2 separate regions of the Homo sapiens genome follow, and region 1 is linked to region 2. A link is an interaction called in ENCODE POLR2A ChIA-PET data of the cell type or tissue named here. Cell type or tissue: GM12878. All regions are shown on one strand. Each heading gives the region's core, and the rest is flanking DNA. Links, peaks and the distances in the headings are about the cores only. Region 1 has its middle 8.0 kb from the start of ZNF318. Region 2 overlaps BICRAL (BICRA like chromatin remodeling complex associated protein).

Region 1 (8,336 bases), core at 210-8,209, 580 kb before region 2:
AACTATTATTCTCCCCACTACATCAACTCTGAGCTCTGCTGGTGAGAAATATTCCACCAGTAGGAACAACAGTTTAGGGTGAGATGGCCACTGGCCACTTTGGGTTCCTCACTGCAGTAGATCAACGGGGAAAAAAGAAGTTATGGTAAGTTATGGTATTGAGTCATTAATCCTGATTTTTGTGAAGAAATAAGATTGTAGTTACACACTGGGGTCAAGAGGCATATTGATGGTACAGAGGGGATCCCCTGGGGTGCATCCTCATGAAACCATGATCAGAACTAAAAGTTAATGAAAGACATCTTTAACCCCTTGAACAGGCAGGACCACCAAAAGCTTGGATCTCTCAGAAATGAGATTTGGGTCATATACTGACCAGCTGAGGTTCTGCCTAAAGGCAAAGAGACCACAGAACTAGTAGAGAGGACAGAAGTCATAAATACCCACAGCCTTCTGATTAGTTGTGGAAATGAGAATGGTAGCCTCTTTCCATATTTCTTTCCTTGATTTTTCCTAAATATATTCATATATCTTAACTGATTTCTCTTTTTTCTCTCTCTCTCTTTTTTTTTTTAGTAAATGATGTGTTGGCCGGGCACGGTGGCTCATGCCTGTAATCCCAGAACTTTGGGAGGCCGAGGCGGGCAGATCACTTGAGGTCAGGCGCTCGAGACCAGCCCAGCCAACATGGTGAAACCCCGTTTCTACTAAAAAAAAAAAATACAAAAATTAGCCAAGCGTGGTGGTGCGTGCCTGTGGTCCCAGCCACTCATGAGGCTGAGGCATAAGAATTGCTTCCACCTGGGAGGTAGAGGTTGCAGTGAGCTGAGATTGAGCCACTACACTCCAGCCTGGGTGACAGAGCAAAATTCCATCTCAAAAAAAAAAAAAAAAATATGTGTTGGTGATTGATAACATTACAAGCTAATCTACAAAGATATCAAGACAAGACTGGGCAGAACTAGGAATAGGCATCAACAAGACTCCCTGGGCTTGGAACTGGATGTAGTGACTGCTAAAATCTGAGGCTATTTTGAGGGAGGCAGTAAGTGATTTTCATTTGTATAAGGGATGTCCAAAGCGTGCTGGACAGGAAAATTTTTTTTTGGAAGAGTTAAGTATGGGAAGAAGGATATATGTGGATAACAGGCAGTAGGAGGGATTTTCTGAGCCTTGTTCTTTATAGATTTCCCATCAATACTGTGAACTGCACAGTTTAATTTCAACCACTTTATTTTCTGCTTTTGTTAGCAAGAATTCATTTTTCTTTCTTGCAGCTGGAAACCCTGACTGATACAGGGTCCCAGCCCGTCTTACCCTTTCCTCTCTCTCTTAGCACCTGTCATTTTCTTCTTCCTAAAACACAGAAAGGGTAGATCACTTTATTCTGTCATCCTATGCAAAAATCTCCAATGACAGGGTAAAATCTGGACACCTTACTCTGAAATCCATGTTTCTTACCAGATTAATGCCAAGTTACCTTTCCAAATGCATCTTTGCCTATTCCCTTCTAAAAACCAGCATTCAAGCCAAATTGGCTCCTTACTGCCTTGAGAATCACCAAGAACATCAAAATGTAACTTTTACACAAAGGAGGGTAGCCTTTTTTGGCCACCCAGTCCTCAAAGAAGTCTCCATATACAGAACTCCTGTCTATGACATTGTACAGAGGGATGCAATGCCTCATGATATGCTTTTGTTTTTATTGGTATCTTGAAAGCTACGTTTAAAAAAACCTGTGAGTTTCTCAAAGATAAGGACCATGTTTTATTCATCTTTATGGACTAGAACCTAACAGAGTGCCTGACAGCTACAATTATTAGGGTTTTAAACAATTCAGATACATTTCAGTGCCTTTTTTTCTTTTGGCGAGTGATAGTACTGATATAGTACTAAACATGAAATCTGTTCTTCCACCAAGGGAGGGAAGGGGCAGTCATCTGCTTCATGGGCTAGATGAAGAGACTGAAGAATCCAACTGCTCCTCGTACCAACTTTCAACCCAATTCTACATTTCAGCACCACACCCAAACCCACCTTCAAAAGTCTCTGGGGTGTCTAAGAGGGTCAGAGTTCTGTGTATGAACCATTTTGGTTCCTTCTGGGTTACCCACCTGCATGCCTAAGTTTCAGCTTTTTCTGCTTTGTTGTTAGTTACCTAACACCATCTGTTTTCTGGCTTCCAAAATGTTGTCATCATCCCATTTACATTCTCTTCTCATCTTTTCTCCCATTCCTTTATTTATTTATTTTTATTTTTTAGAGACAGAGTTTTGCTCTGTTGGCCAAGCTGAAGTGCAGTGGCACAATCATAGCTAACTGCAGCCTCAAATTCCTGGGCTCAAGCAATCCTCCCCAGTAGCTGGGACTGCAGGACTGAGCAACTATGACTGGCTAATTTTTTTTATTTTTACTTTTGTAGACACAGGGTTTCACTATGTTGCCCAGGCCTCTGGCCTCTAGCAATCCTTTTGCCTTGGCCTCTCATAGCCCTAGGATTATAGGTGTGAGTTACCACACCTGGCCCAAACACCTTAATTCTAAGTAAAGTTATACTCTAGGCCTAAGTTTATTTCAAAGCAAGAGAAACTAATCACTCATAATTTTAGAACCTCCCCAAAGTAATTAATTTGATTTACACACATACAAGCCACCACACCTGGCTAATTTTTGCATTTTTTGTAGAGATGGAGTCTTGCTATGTTGCCCAGACTGGTCTCAAACTCCTGGACTCAAGTGATCCTCACATCTTGGCCTCCCAAAGTGCTGGAATTATAGGCGTGACCCACTTTGCCCATTATCTACAAACAATGGACCACAATTCTAGACGAGAACTCTTGAGTGAGTTGAGCATCACATCTGTCTTTCTGGAGGGCTCACTGTCCCTCTTCTGGCCAAATGTTTCCTACATGAAGCTGGAGTTTGTTTGGATAGGTACCAGCAATCACATCATCTGAGCCAGTTACACCTCATTAATCTTGGACTTAAAGGATAACCAGCCTGGGCCAGGCTCGGTGGCCCACACCTGCAATCCTAGCACTTTGTGAAGCTGAAGCAGGCAGATAGCTGGAGCCCAGGAGTTTGACACCAGCCTGGGCAATATAGGGATACCCTGTCTGTACAAAAAAAATTTTAAATTAGCCAGGCATGGTGGCATATGCCTGTAGTCCCAGCTACTTGGGAGTCTGAGGGTGGGAGGATTGCTTGAACCCAGGAGGTAGAGGCTGCAGTGAGCTGAGATCGCACTACTGCACTCCAGCCTGGGCAACAGAGTGAGATCCTGTCTCAAAAATAGATAAATAAAAATTTAAAAATAACCAGCCTGGACCACAAGGCAAAACTCTGTCTCTACAAAAAATAAAAAAATTAGCTGGGTGTGGTGATGCATGCCTGTAGTCCCAGCTACTCAGGAAGCTGAGGTGGGAGGATTGCTTGAGTCCAGGAGTTCAAGGCTGCAGTGAGCTACAACCTATTAAAACAAAAAAAATTCCAACAGGGCTAAACAGTTTGGTCAAGTATAGTGTGCACACAGGCATGCACGCAGATTAATGTTTATAATGTTTAATATGCTGGACGTGGTCAACCTCTGCATACCTCTTCAGCTTCATTTCTCACTATTCTCCTTTCTTTCTGCCCTCTGGTCACACTGGCCTTCTGTCTGGTCAATCAGATCACCAGGGTTTCTCCTGCCACAGGGCTTTGTGTACAGCTCAGCTTTCTAAACCTTACACCAGTAATGTTTACAGGTATGTCAAGAAGTGATTCCTGTCTACCCTGGGATGAGAACAGGTGGGGACTGGGTAAGTGGCTGGTGTAAACAGAGGACAAGGACAGTGAAAAGGGTAACTGTTAGGAAGTACTAGATTAGGTGTCCCTCTGCCTACCAGGCTTTATGCTCTACTACCTCCTACTTATTTTCAGATCTCAGCTCAAATACCGCTTCTCAGGGAAGTCCTGCCTAATCTCTCTGACCATGGCAGATCTTAATACATGTCTCAGATCACCCAGGACCTTTCCTTCAAAACCTTGAACATTTCCATAATATTGCTGTTAGATTTATTTTTATTTCATTTTATTTATTTTTATTTTGTTATTTTTTTTTTTGAGACAGGGTCTCACTCTTGCCCAGGCTGTAGTGTAGTGGTGCTATCATAGCTTGCTGCAGCCTTGAACTCCTGGGCTCAAGTGATCCTCCTGCCTCAGCCTCCCAAGTAGCTATGACTACAGGCATGCACCACCACACCTGGCTATTTTGTTGTTGTTGTTGTTTAGTACAGATGGAGTTTTGTTATATTGCCCAGGCTGGTCTCGAACTCCTGAGCTGAAGCGATCCCCCTACTTCGGCCTCCCAAAGTGTTGGGATTAAAGGCATGAGCCATTGTGCCTGGCCAGTATTTATTTGTTTTTTAATAAGCTGGTAAGATGTACATTCGTGTTTTGTGTGATTACGGTATTATGATTATAATACCATATTATTATAGTAATATAATACTATATATTAGTATATAGTATGTACTAGTTATAAAATAGAAACCATGGTGATCTGGGGGACCAGACAAAAAGCATTTGGATGTGAAACATCCACATATGAATTAACTGCCTGCATTCAGGGTTTCTCCAAATTCAAGGTTAAAAAGGGTTATTAGTGCCTCATAGAATAAAGGTAGGGGCTATACCAAAAGCAATTTTTATTCTCTAGGGTTGTGTATTAGCTATCTGCATAGCAAATTACTCCCAGGTTGGCAGCCTAAAACAAGCACTTTTATCTCACAGTTTCTGAGGATGAGGACTATGGAAGTGATTTGCTAGATGGTCCTGGCTCAGGGTCTCTCAAGAAGATGCACTCAAGATATTGGCTTGGGCCGCAGTCATCTGAAGGCTTGATATACTTGAGTATCTGCTTGTGAGATGACTCACCCACATGGCTGTTGCCTGGAGGCCTCAATTCCTTGCTTCTGTTGTCAGGAGACCTCAGTTTCTCACTACATGGGGTTTTCCATAGGGTTGCTCAACATGGCAGGTGTTTTCCCCCAAAATCATATGATCCCAGAGAGAGAAAGTGTGCTCAAAATGGAAGCCACAATGGCTTTAATAACCTAATCTTGGACATGATACATATCACCTCTGTCATATTCTATTGGTCACACAGACCAACCTTTGTACAATATGGGAGGAGCCCATACCAGGGAGTGAATACCAAGAGACAGGGATCATTAGGGGCCATTTTGGTGGCTGACTAGCATATCTGAGAAACAAATTGCTTGTTAGCACACAGATAGTGCTATTCAAGCTTCACATTTCTTAGGATACAGGTTTGTCTTCTGTCTCTAGCTCTTTTAATTGTGAAAAATTACATGTATACATAAAAGTATATAAAAATAAATGTACAGAATGGGTGTGGTGGCTCACGCCTGCAATCCTAGCACTTTGGGAGGCCGAGGTGGGCGGATGACCTGAGGTCAGGAGTTCAAGACCAGCCTGGCCAACATGGTGAAACCCTGTCTCTACTAAAACTACAAAAATTAGCCAGGTGTGGTGGCACATGCCTGTAATCCCAGCTACTCAGGAGGGTGAGGCAGGAGAAGCACTTGAACCCAGGAGGCAGAGGCTGCAGTGAGCCGAGATCGTACCATTGCACTCCAGCCTGAGCTACAGAGCAAGACTCCATCTCTAAATAAATAAATAAATAAATAAATAAATAAATAAATAAATGTACAGCTAACTGAATTATTAAAAAGCTAGTATCTGTGGAAAAACAACCACCCAGATTAATATATGGAACGAGCTCAATACCCCAGAAGCTCCTCCCATTGTTCTGTCTAATTACAATGCCCTCTCTTCCATCCTCAGGGTGACCACCATGCTGATTTTTATGGTTTTTAGCTTCATTTTCTTTATAGTGGTTTACCACTAAGAATGCACTCCTATCCACTGTAGTTTAGTTTTGACAATTTAGCCGGGTATGGTGGTAATCCCAGCACTTTGGGAGGCTGAGGCAGGAGGACTGCTTGAGGCCAGGAGTTCAACACCAGTCTAGGCAACATAGTTAACCCTGTCTTGAAAAAAAAAAAGAAAAAAGAAAAAAAATTATCCGAGTACGATAACACATGCCTGTAGTCCTACCTACTTGGAGGTTGAGGCAGGAGGATCCCTTGAGTCAAAGAGTTTGGGACTGCAGTGAACCATGATTGGGACACATCACTCTAGACTGGGTGACAGAGAGAGACCCTGTCTCAAAACAAAACCAAAACAAAACAAAAAAGCTATATAAATGGAATTATGCAATGTATTGTTTTGCATCTATTTTCTTTAACTCAACATTATGTTTTTCAGATTCATTTATGTTGTTGAGTGAAGCAGTCTGTTAATTTTCAATGCTGAATAGTATGCCATTGTATAAACATCCCCAAATTTATTCATTTTACTGTTGTAGAATATGTGGACTTTTTTTAGTATTTGGCAATTACAGAGAAAGCTGCTGTGAACGTTCTTGTACGTAACTGCTGGTATACCTTGTATGCATTTCTGTAGGATATATACTTAGGAACAAAATTGTGTAGTCATTTTCAACTTTAGTAGAAATGCCAACCTGTTTTCCAGAGTGGTGGCACTGATTTACACAGTGTAGAAGAATGTCCCTTGTTCTACACCCTCACCAATATCTGCAATGTTAACTATGTTGGTGTGAAGTGCTATTTTGTTATGGTTTTAATTTACATTTTCACGATTGAGGTTTCATATATTTAGTAATCATTTGAATATCCTCTTTTGAGCACTTTTTTTTTTTTTTTTTTTTGAGATGGAATCTTGTTCTGTCACTGAGGCTGGAGTGCAGTGGCACGATCTCGGCTCACTGCAATCTCCACCTCCCGGGTTCAAGTGATTCTCCTGCCTTAGCCTCCTAAGTAGCTGGGATTACAGGCACCCACCACCACCCCTGGCCAATTTTTTGGTATTTTTTAGTAGAGATGGGGTTTCACCATGTTGGTCAGGCTGGTCTCGAACTCCTGACCTCAAGTGATCCACCTGTCTCAGCCTCTCATAGTGCTGGGATTACAGACGTGAGCCACTGCGCCTGGCCAGAGCTTTTTTTTTTTTGTTTTTTGAGACAGAGGTTATGGATGTAATAGTGATACATGCATGATTGAATCCACCATGTTTAACAGAAAATCATATTTTCTCTCTTCTTCCTTTTCCAGAGACAGGGTCTTGCTTTGTTGTCCAGGCTAACCTCGGGCTCCTGGGCTCAGGTGAAAACTCCTGCCTTAGTCTCCTGAGTAGCTGGGATTATAGGTACCTGCCACTGTGTCCAGCAGAAAAATCATATTTTCTTTTCTTTTTTTGAGGTGGAGTCTCACTGTGTCACCCAGGCTGGAATGCAGTGGCAAGATCTCGACTCACTGCAACCTCCGCCTCCCAGATTCAAGCGATTCTCCTGCCTCAGCCTCCTGAGTAGCTGGGACTACAAGCGTGCTAAGGTAGCCAGACTACCATGCCCAGCTAATTTTTGTATTTTTAGTAGAGACAGAGTTTCACTATGTTGGCCAGGCTAGTCTTGAACTCCTGACCTCAAGTGATCCGCCTGCCTCGGCCTCCCACAGTGTTGGGATTACAGGTGTGAACCACTGCGCCTGGCCAGACTCATATTTTCTTTCTTTCCTTTTTTTTTTGAGATAGAGTCTCCTTTGTCACCCAGGCTGGAGTGTAGTGGTGTGATCTCGGCTCACTGAAAACTCTGCCTCCCGGGTTCAAGCTATTCTCCTGCCTTAGCCTCCTGAGTAGCTGGGATTACAGGCACCCGCCACCATGCCTGGCTAATTTTTTTATTTTTAGTAGAGATGGGGTTTCGCCATGTTGACCAGGCTGGTCTCGAACTCCCGACCTCAGGTGATCTGCCTGCCTCAGCCTCCCAGAGTGCTGGCATTAACAGGCATGAGCCACCACAGCTGGCCTCAGAATCGTATTTTCTAATTAGTTATTACTGGTGTATAGGTAATATTGGTAATATTAGGATATTACCATTCCAGTCACTGAGCAGGGAGTGTCTAGGCTCAGTTCTTGTTTAAAGGCTGTCAATATTTTTATCTTCCCACCCACATGGCACATTCCCATGAAACTTAGCCCCAAGCAGAAGGCTGGCAGTAATTTGTTCAGCTCGCATGTAGGGACAGGCATGTCCTTGGCTTTAAGCTAAAAATCTGTCCCAGGTCCTCCACCTCCTGAGGAGCACTTACATTTCCATTATCTCACAGGAGCCAAATCTCTAACTGCTACCCTTGATTCTAGACTCATTTCAAAGCCCATGAGGTCCATGGGGAGGTGGTTATCTCGTTTCA
Region 2 (8,336 bases), core at 14-8,013:
GTCTGATTCCAAAGCTGTTATTGACTATAACTTTTTTTTTTCCTTTTTAAGTCAAATCACTCCTTGCTTGAAAACCTTTAGGATTTTAACGTATAAAAGAAAATTCAAATACTTTGGCCTTACATTTACTGCATTTCACAAACTGATCGCAAGGTCCCTTCCCAGCCTTCCACTTCTCACTTCATCCAAAGAAGTCTCCTTACTGTCCGCCTCTCTTATAAAATCCCAACCTAAATTGGTTCTTTTCCACCTAAGTTCCTCTTATAAGTTATACATAAGTTCTGCTTATGTATCTTTTCCTTATGTATCTTATACATAAGTTCTGCTTATGTATCTTTTCCTGGTCAACAAAATCTTCCTTTTCCTTTAGGCTCCAGTTCAAATTCCATTTCCTACATGTAACCCTTAACAGCTTTTTTTTTTTTTTTTTTTTTGAGACAGAGTTTCGCTCTTGTTGCCCAGGCTGGAGTGCAATGGCACGATTTCAGCTCACGCAACCTCTGCCTCCCGGGTTCAAGTGATTCTCCTGCCTCAGTCTTCCAAGTAGCTGGGATTACAGGCATGCGCCACCATACCTGGCTAATTTTGTGCTTTTAGTAGGGATGGGGTTCTCCATGTTGGTCAGGCTGGTCTCGAACTCCTGACCTCAGGTGATCCACCCGCCTTGGCCTCCCAAAGTGCTGGGATTACAGGTGTGAGCACTGCACCCGGCCGACAGCTCATTATCCTATACCCACATCGCATATGTCAGGAAATCCCACTGGCTATACCTTCAAAAAAACATCCAGAATCCAACATGTACCACCTCCACTACCATCTCTCTGGTCCAAGCCATCATCATCTCCCACTGGCTGTCTCTGCTTTTGCTCTTTTATAGTCTAGAATCTATTCTCAACCCAAATTCCAGAAGTGACCCTTTTAAAACAGAAATCAAAACTCTCCAATGAACCTTCATTTCCTCCCATGTAAAAACCAAAATTCTTTTATGTGCTCGACTGTGAACACCCGTAATGTTCTACACAACTGCTCTGCTCCCCAGCCTCTCTGATCCCTTTTGATTCTAGCCCTTGCTACCTTGCCACGCCCAGAACTCAAAATGCATGCTCATATCTTAGGCCCTTTGCACTGGCTGCTGTCTGCCTGGAATGCCCTTCCTCCAGATATCCTCAGGCTTAAGGCTTATTCAAGACTCTGCTCAAAGACAATCATGACCTACCAGACAATCTTCCCACACCCCAGCACTCCCCGTCTTCCTATCTTTCTATATGTTTACCCCATAACATACTACAAAGTCTACTTAGGTTTATTGTCTGTCTTTCCCAAGAGAACAGGGCTTTGGTCTTTTGCTCACTGCAGCATCCTGGGAGCCTAGAATGGCACCTGGCACACATTATGTGCTCAATAATATTTGCTGAATGGATAAATGAATAGATGCTCTCACACCACCTCAGTCAAAGGTTCTCTCTCCTTTGCTCTTGCTTGTACTAATCATTTGGCACTTACCATACACTGTTGTGTAGTTTTATGTGTGTACATATGATCCAACTGCCTAGATTATGTGTTCCTGTGCCCTCCAAATGCTTTACACCAATTTAGCATTTAATAAATATTTGATGATGAAATATCACTGCAGTGCCTTTTTATTTCAGAGTAGATAGTTATGGTAATAATTTTCAAAACAAGACATTCCGCTTAGAAAAGAAACATTCTAGAAAGCAATATGATGTAAGAAAAATATTAGAACATTTAATTTTAAAAGTTAATCTTAAAAGAATGGAACATATTTTAAAGGTGCATATACATTATACAAAATCCACATCATGCTCTGAAAATATTTATTCTGTGACTTTCACAGCCTCTTATGTCCTAAAGATATGCTTGAGAGTCAAGCTCAAGGTAATTTTTGATAGTAAGGTAATTTGAAACATAGAACATCTATTAAATAATAATTATATCTTGGGAATTTAGGTAATATATGACAGAAATAAAACAATGTGAAATAGGTTTTATGTCACATTTTATTTATAGATATTTATTTATTTATTTGAGACAGAGTCTTGCTCTCTGTTGCCCAGGCTGGAGTGCAGTGGCACGATCTCGGCACACTGCAACCTCCACCTCCCAGGTTCAAGCAATTCTTGTGCCTCAGCCTCCTGAGTAGCTGGGATTGCAGGCGTGCACCATTATGCCCAGCTAATTTTTATATTTTTAGTAGAGACGGGGTCTCGCCATGTTGGCCAGGCTGGTCTTGAACTCCTAACCCAGGTGATCCACCAGTCTTGGCCTCCCAAAGTGCTGGGATTACAGGTGTGAGCCACCGCACCCGACTTTTTGTCACGTTTTTAAATCTAATAGCAGAAAGTTTTGGAAAACAAGTTAGACAACTTTCTAACAATAGATGTAGATCTTTTCAGTTACCTTGACTGTCGTTCATGCGTAATTCTCTTTGTGAGTATTGGTGGAGAGATCAGTAAATAGACTCTTGCATGACTTATGGTAAGTTTCTTTTTTTTTTTTGAGATGGCGTTTTGCTCTTGTTGCCCAGGCTGGATTGCAATGGCGTGATCTTGGCTCACTGTAACCTCCGCCTCCCGGGTTCAAGCAATCCTCCTGTCTCAGCCTCCCGAATAGCTGCGATTACAGGTGCCCGCCACCACGCCCGGCTATTTTTTTTTTTTTTTTTTGTATTTTTAGTAGAGAGGGGGTTTCACCATGTTGGCCAGGCTGGTCTCGAACTCCTGGCCTCAAGTGATCCGCCCGCCTCAGCCTCGCAAACTGCTAGGAGTACAGGCGTGAGCCACTGTGCCCAGCCACTTACAGTAAGTTCTTAATTGATATGTCTAGCTTAGCCTTAAAACTTGACAATTCAAATGAAAAAAGAACAGAGAATAATATATTAGTACTTATAAAATATATAAAATAGAGCCAGGCATGGTGGAGTACACCTGTAGTCTCAACTACTTGGCAGGGGAAGCAGGAGGATTACTTGACTCCAGGAGTTCAAGGTCATGGGTACATAGCCAAACACACACACACACACACACACACACACACACACACACACACAGAGTAAGTGAATTTTGTCCGGCATTAAGTATTTTATGTAACAGAATATGTTCTGCATTTCTAAGTTAAAGCACTTGAGCCTTTTTTTTAAACAACATGGTTACCCAAATGTCATTTTTCTTTGTATTATTCTCTTTTGAAATTAACTGTCAGATTGCTTTATCTCTATCACACATGCTGTAAAAAAATAAATTCTAGGTACATCATGTGACATATAAAGTCAGATTTATAGTAGCTAGGAGCGGTGGCTCATGCCTGTAATCCGTGCTATCTGGGAGGCTGAGGCAGGAAGATGACTGTAGCTCAGGAGTTCAAGACCAGCTTGGGCAACACAGCGAGCCCCTGTCTCAAATTTTTTCTTTTAATCTGATTTATAAACAAGTAACATAGTTTTACATTTTAAAAATAAAAATAAAAATAAAAATAAAAATAAAAATAAAAATGTCATCTTGTCCAGGAGTTCGAGACAAGCCTGGACAACATGGGGAAACCCTGTCTCTACAAAAATACAAAAATTATCCAGGCATGATGGTGTGCACCTGTAGTCCCAGCTACTAGTGAAGCTTCAGTGAGCTGAGATGGGGCCACTGTACTCCAGCCCGGGCAACAGAGCAAGACCCTGTCTCAAAAAAAAAAAAAAAAAAAAAAAAGTCATCTTGAGGCCTACGCATAGAAGTAGCGCCAAAAACATCCCAGTTGTAAACCTTCATGTTGTGTGATTACACCTAGAGAAAAGGGGTTGACTTTCACAGATTTCTCCATCCTAAAACTCTCACAGATTTGGAGAATCACAATACAAATGGAAAATAAGAATAAACCAACCTGGTCAGGCGCGGTGGCTCACGCCTGTAATCCCAGCACTTTGGGAGGCCAAGGCTGGTGGATCACTTGAAGTTAGGAGTTGGAGACCAGACTAGCCAACTGGTGAAACCCCATCTCTACTAAAAATACAAAAATTAGCAGCCAGGCATGGTGGCTCACACCTGTAATCCCAGCACTTTGGGAGGCCGAGGCGGGTGGATCATGAGGTCAGGAGATTGAGACCATCCTGGCTAACACAGTGAAACCCCGTCTCTACTAAAAATACAAAAAAAAAAAAAAAAAAAAAAAAAAAAATTAGCTGGGTCTGTAATCCCAGCTACTCGGGAGGCTGAGGCAGGAGAATGGCATGGACCTGGGAGGCAGAGCTTGCAGTGAGCTGAGATCACGCCAATGCACTCCAGTCTGGGTAACAGAGCGAGACTCTGTCTCAAAAAAAAAAAAAAAAAAAAAAAAAAAAAAAAAAAAAAATTAGCTGGGCATGGTGGCATGCGCTTGTAAATCCTAGCTACTGGGGAGGCTGAGGCACAAGAATCACTTAAACCCGGGAGGTGGAGTTTGCAGTGAGCTGAGATTGTGCCACTGCACTCCAGCCTGGGCAACAGAGTGAGATTCCATCTCAAAAAATAAATAAAATAAACCAGCCAGCCAATTTCTTTCTCCTTTTTTTCTTTTTCTTTGTGACAGAGTTTCACTCTCGTCGCCCAGTCTGGAGTGCAGTGGCACGATTTTGGCTCACTGCAACCTCCGCCTCCCAGATTCAAACAATTCTTGTGCCTCAGCCTCCAGAATAGCTGGGATTACAGGTACCTGCCACCACACCTGGCTAATTTTTGTATTTTTAGTAGAGATGGGGTTTCTTCATGTTGGCCAGGCTGGTCTCAAATTCCTGACCTCAAGTGATTCACCTACTTCGGCCTCCCAAAGTGCGGGATTACAAGCATAAGCCACCACACTCAGCATCAATTTCTAAATATACTTATTTGCACTTCTAAAAAGTCTCAGGGTTAAATGAAATCTAGGCCAAGCGGAGTGGCTTACACCTGTAATCCCAACACTGTGGGAGGCTGAGGCAGGAGGACTGCTTGAGGCCAGGAGTTTGAGACCAGCTTGGGCAACATAGCAAGAACTCATCTCTACATTTAAAAAAAAAAAAAAATTAGCTGGGCATGGTGGTACATGCATGTAATCCCAGCTACTCAGTAGAGGCTGAGGTGAGAGGGCTGCTTGAACCCACGAGATGGAGGCTGCAGCTATGATCACGCCACTGGACTTCAACCCTGGGTGACCAAGATACTGTCTCAGAAAAAAACCAAAAATGTTCATAAGAAAAAAAGTTACAGTAAGCTAAGCTTATTATTGAGGAAGGAAAAATATTTTATAAGCTTAATGTAGCCTAAGTGTATGGTGTTTATTAAGTTCACAGTAGTGCACAGTGTCCTAGGCCTTCACATTCTTTCACCACTCACTGACTCACCCAGACCAACTTCCAGTCCTCCAAGCTTCATTCATGGTAACTGCCCTATACAGGTGCACCATTTTTTTCTTTTGTATCATATTTTTACTGTACCATGTTTAGATATGTTGATACACAAATACAGTTACAGTTACCTACAGTATCCAGGTACAGTCACATGCTGTACAGGTTTACAATACAGGAGGAATAGGCTATATCATATAGCCTAGGTGTGTGGTAGGTTATACCATATTGGTTTGCGTAAGAGCACTCTATGGTGTTTGTACACAATGAAATCACCTAACGATGCATTCATCAGAACCTATCCCTGTGATTAAATGACACATGACTGTATTTACTAAAAACCCATCAGAGGCCAGGTGCAGTGGTTCACACCTATAGTCCTAGCACTTTGGGAGGCCGAGGTGAGAAGACCGCTTGAGCCCAGGAGTTTGAGACACGCCTGTGCAACATAGTGAGTTCTCATCTCAAAAAACAAAAACAAAAACCAAACCCATTAGAACCCATCAGGGTCTCAAACAAGGTGAAGGTTTAACAAATATTATTTCTTTTCCCCCTCATTTTCTTCCCTGTGAAAATGTTTCCATTTCAGGCCAGGACACAAAGTTCAACTCCTAATGAAAAAAAGTGTCCTGGATTTGGGTTCAACTGAAATAAACCATTTCTAGAAAGGCAATATCTTTCATATCTTATTCTCTCACATTCTCAGACTCAGGGCTTTAATTTTAAGTAATGTTAAGTGTTTAATGTGTTTGCAAGATAAGAGAGCCAAATAACCCACAAAAACAGAACATGTTCGGTTTCACAACTTTATTAAAAATAAATTTATAAGTAAACAAATCGTAACTTTATAGATTAAAGTTGATTGGGATTAAGGAGAACCTGGGTATAAGAGGATCTGGTACAGAGAGGTCTCAGGATCTTTTCCTGAGTGGGAGTACATACGAGGTAGGGAAGAGAAAACAACAAACCAGAACAAAGTTGCTGCTCCCAGGTCCTCTTTCATCCTCCACCTTCCCACACAGCATTCTGACAGCCCCTGAGCTCTCCTCAACTGCACTACAAAAGGGCAGGCCACCCCCAGCACAGTCAAGTCCTGAGCTCCCTCTGCTTGTAGCCAGGCACCATGTTAGTGATTTCCACCTCAGGGCTTTCCTTTTAAAATCCACACCCCACATGCCTTTGCAGTCAGCTCTCTCACCTCTCCATACTCATTTCACTCTTCCCCAACTCCCCCAGCCCACCTTCTGCCAGCTCCTTCACTCACTGTATTTTCCTCTTCTACTATACAGAACATTATTCATCAAGCAAGAGCCATGCCATGCAGAAACGCATCTGGTATGCTACTTAAATCATGCCGTTTCACCCGTTTTTCCCCAGATTTGCTCCTCTCACCTTTAACTCAAAGCTATCTTTCTCAGTGAAGAATGTAGACAGCTATTTTGAATTCCATCATCTACTCCATTCTTATTTTCTCTAATCTCACTTTACGGTTATTGTTTAGCCTATTTGGGGAGCAGAGAAAACTCATGAAAAAGGGAATGACAGCAGACTCAAAGAGGAAAGAAAGGGGAAAAGAAGGTGGGGGGGGGGTGCTACATACTTCCATTTGACATTATTTAAATAAAAAATGATTTTCTCGGCAGGATGCAGTGGCTCACGCCTGTAATCCCAGCACTTTGGGAGGGAAAGGTGGGAAGACTGCTTGAGCCCAGGAGTTTGAGGCCAGCCTGGGTGACAAAGAGAAACCCCTGTCTCTACAAAAAAAAAAAAAAAAAAAAAAAAATTAAATTATCTGGGCATGGTGTTGCATTTCTATAGTCCCAGCTACTTGGGAGGCTGAGGTTGGGGGAATCCCTTGATCCCAGGAGGTCCAGGCTGCAGTGAGCTACAATTGTACCACTGCACTCCAGGCTGGGTAACAGTGAGAACCTGTCTCAAAAACAAACAAAAAATGAAACTCAATGCTTATTTCTCTCCTTCCCTGTTCTGTAATCAGACTTTTTTTCTCATCACGTGCACAGATCAGAATGTCAAATGCTATAAGCCGCCACACATTCAATGGTCTTGATTCTTTTTCTCACAGATCCCTCTACTAGTGTAAGATATTGCTGATCTCTAACAGAATACTGTTTTCCTTTTGATTCCCATCATTCTACTCTACCTAGGTTCTCCAAGTACTGAGTCAGCAAATGTTTACTGAGTGCTCAACTTGTTTTGAATGCTGTGCTAAAGGCTTAGAACAAAACAGTAAACATGGGAGCAAATAATGTAATATTCCCAGGTCCTATACTACAATCTCTACGTCTATAGGTGACTTATGCACCCTCAAGCTTGGTACCATGATAAGAAGAGATACTTTCTCTTTAGTTTCAGTAATCTGAAATTTCATTTCTAAAGCAATTTTCTTCCATATGCAAATAACACCTCTATCTGCCACAAATATTTAAGTGTTCATTCTTTTTTTTTTTTTTTTTGAGACAGTCTAGCTATGTCACCCAGGCTGGAGTGCAGTGGGAAGATCTCAGCTCACTCCAATGTCTGCCTTCCAGGTTCAAGCAATTCTCATGCCTCAGCCTCCTGAGTAGCTGGGATTACAGGTGTGTGCCACCATGCCTGGCTATTTTCTTTGTATTTTTAGTAGAGATGAGTTTTGCCATGTTGGCCAGGCTGGTTTTGAACTCCTGGCCTCAAACGATTTGCCTGCCTCAGCCTCCCAAAGTGCTGGGATTGTAGGTGTGAGCCATGGGCCCAGCCTAATTCATTTTTTACTATGGTAAAATATATGTAAGATTTACAATTTTAACCATTTTTTTCCAGGATTGGGAAAACCCTTTATTTCTCTATAGAGTTACTGAATTTTAAATATTTAAAAGTGTTTGGTTGAGTGGCATTACATACATTCACATTGCTGTGAAACCAAGAGCCCTATCCAGCTTTAGAAATTTTTCATCTTCCCAAACTGAAACTCTGC

What was found. Peaks named below come from ENCODE experiments on the same cell type or tissue, not always from the same donor. Only the 100,000 strongest peaks of a DNase experiment are listed, where the experiment ranks them.
Region 1: POLR2A ChIA-PET joins it to region 2 with 12 read pairs; 4 of 35 experiments call an interaction of 5 or more read pairs at or near these places.

Annotation. Positions count from the first base shown.
Region 1 is chr6:43,373,468-43,381,803 of GRCh38, reverse strand. No RefSeq gene overlaps it. Among named protein-coding and RNA genes, the nearest start is that of ZNF318, 8.0 kb to the right of the region's middle. RefSeq lists an enhancer at 4,904-5,123. In GM12878, for the core only: no CTCF peak of the experiment used is centred there; a DNase peak (open chromatin) is centred at 5,103; H3K4me3 peaks cover 1,428 bases; H3K27ac peaks cover 6,856 bases.
Region 2 is chr6:42,789,143-42,797,478 of GRCh38, reverse strand. The region is part of intron 1 of BICRAL (BICRA like chromatin remodeling complex associated protein); the gene reads right to left. It overlaps LOC401261 (a long non-coding RNA gene), which reads right to left. Exons shown (of 2, transcript NR_134654.1): 2 at 6,156-7,063. Among named protein-coding and RNA genes, the nearest start is that of BICRAL, 11 kb to the right of the region's middle. In GM12878, for the core only: no CTCF peak of the experiment used is centred there; no DNase peak of the experiment used is centred there; H3K4me3 peaks cover 319 bases; H3K27ac peaks cover 1,725 bases.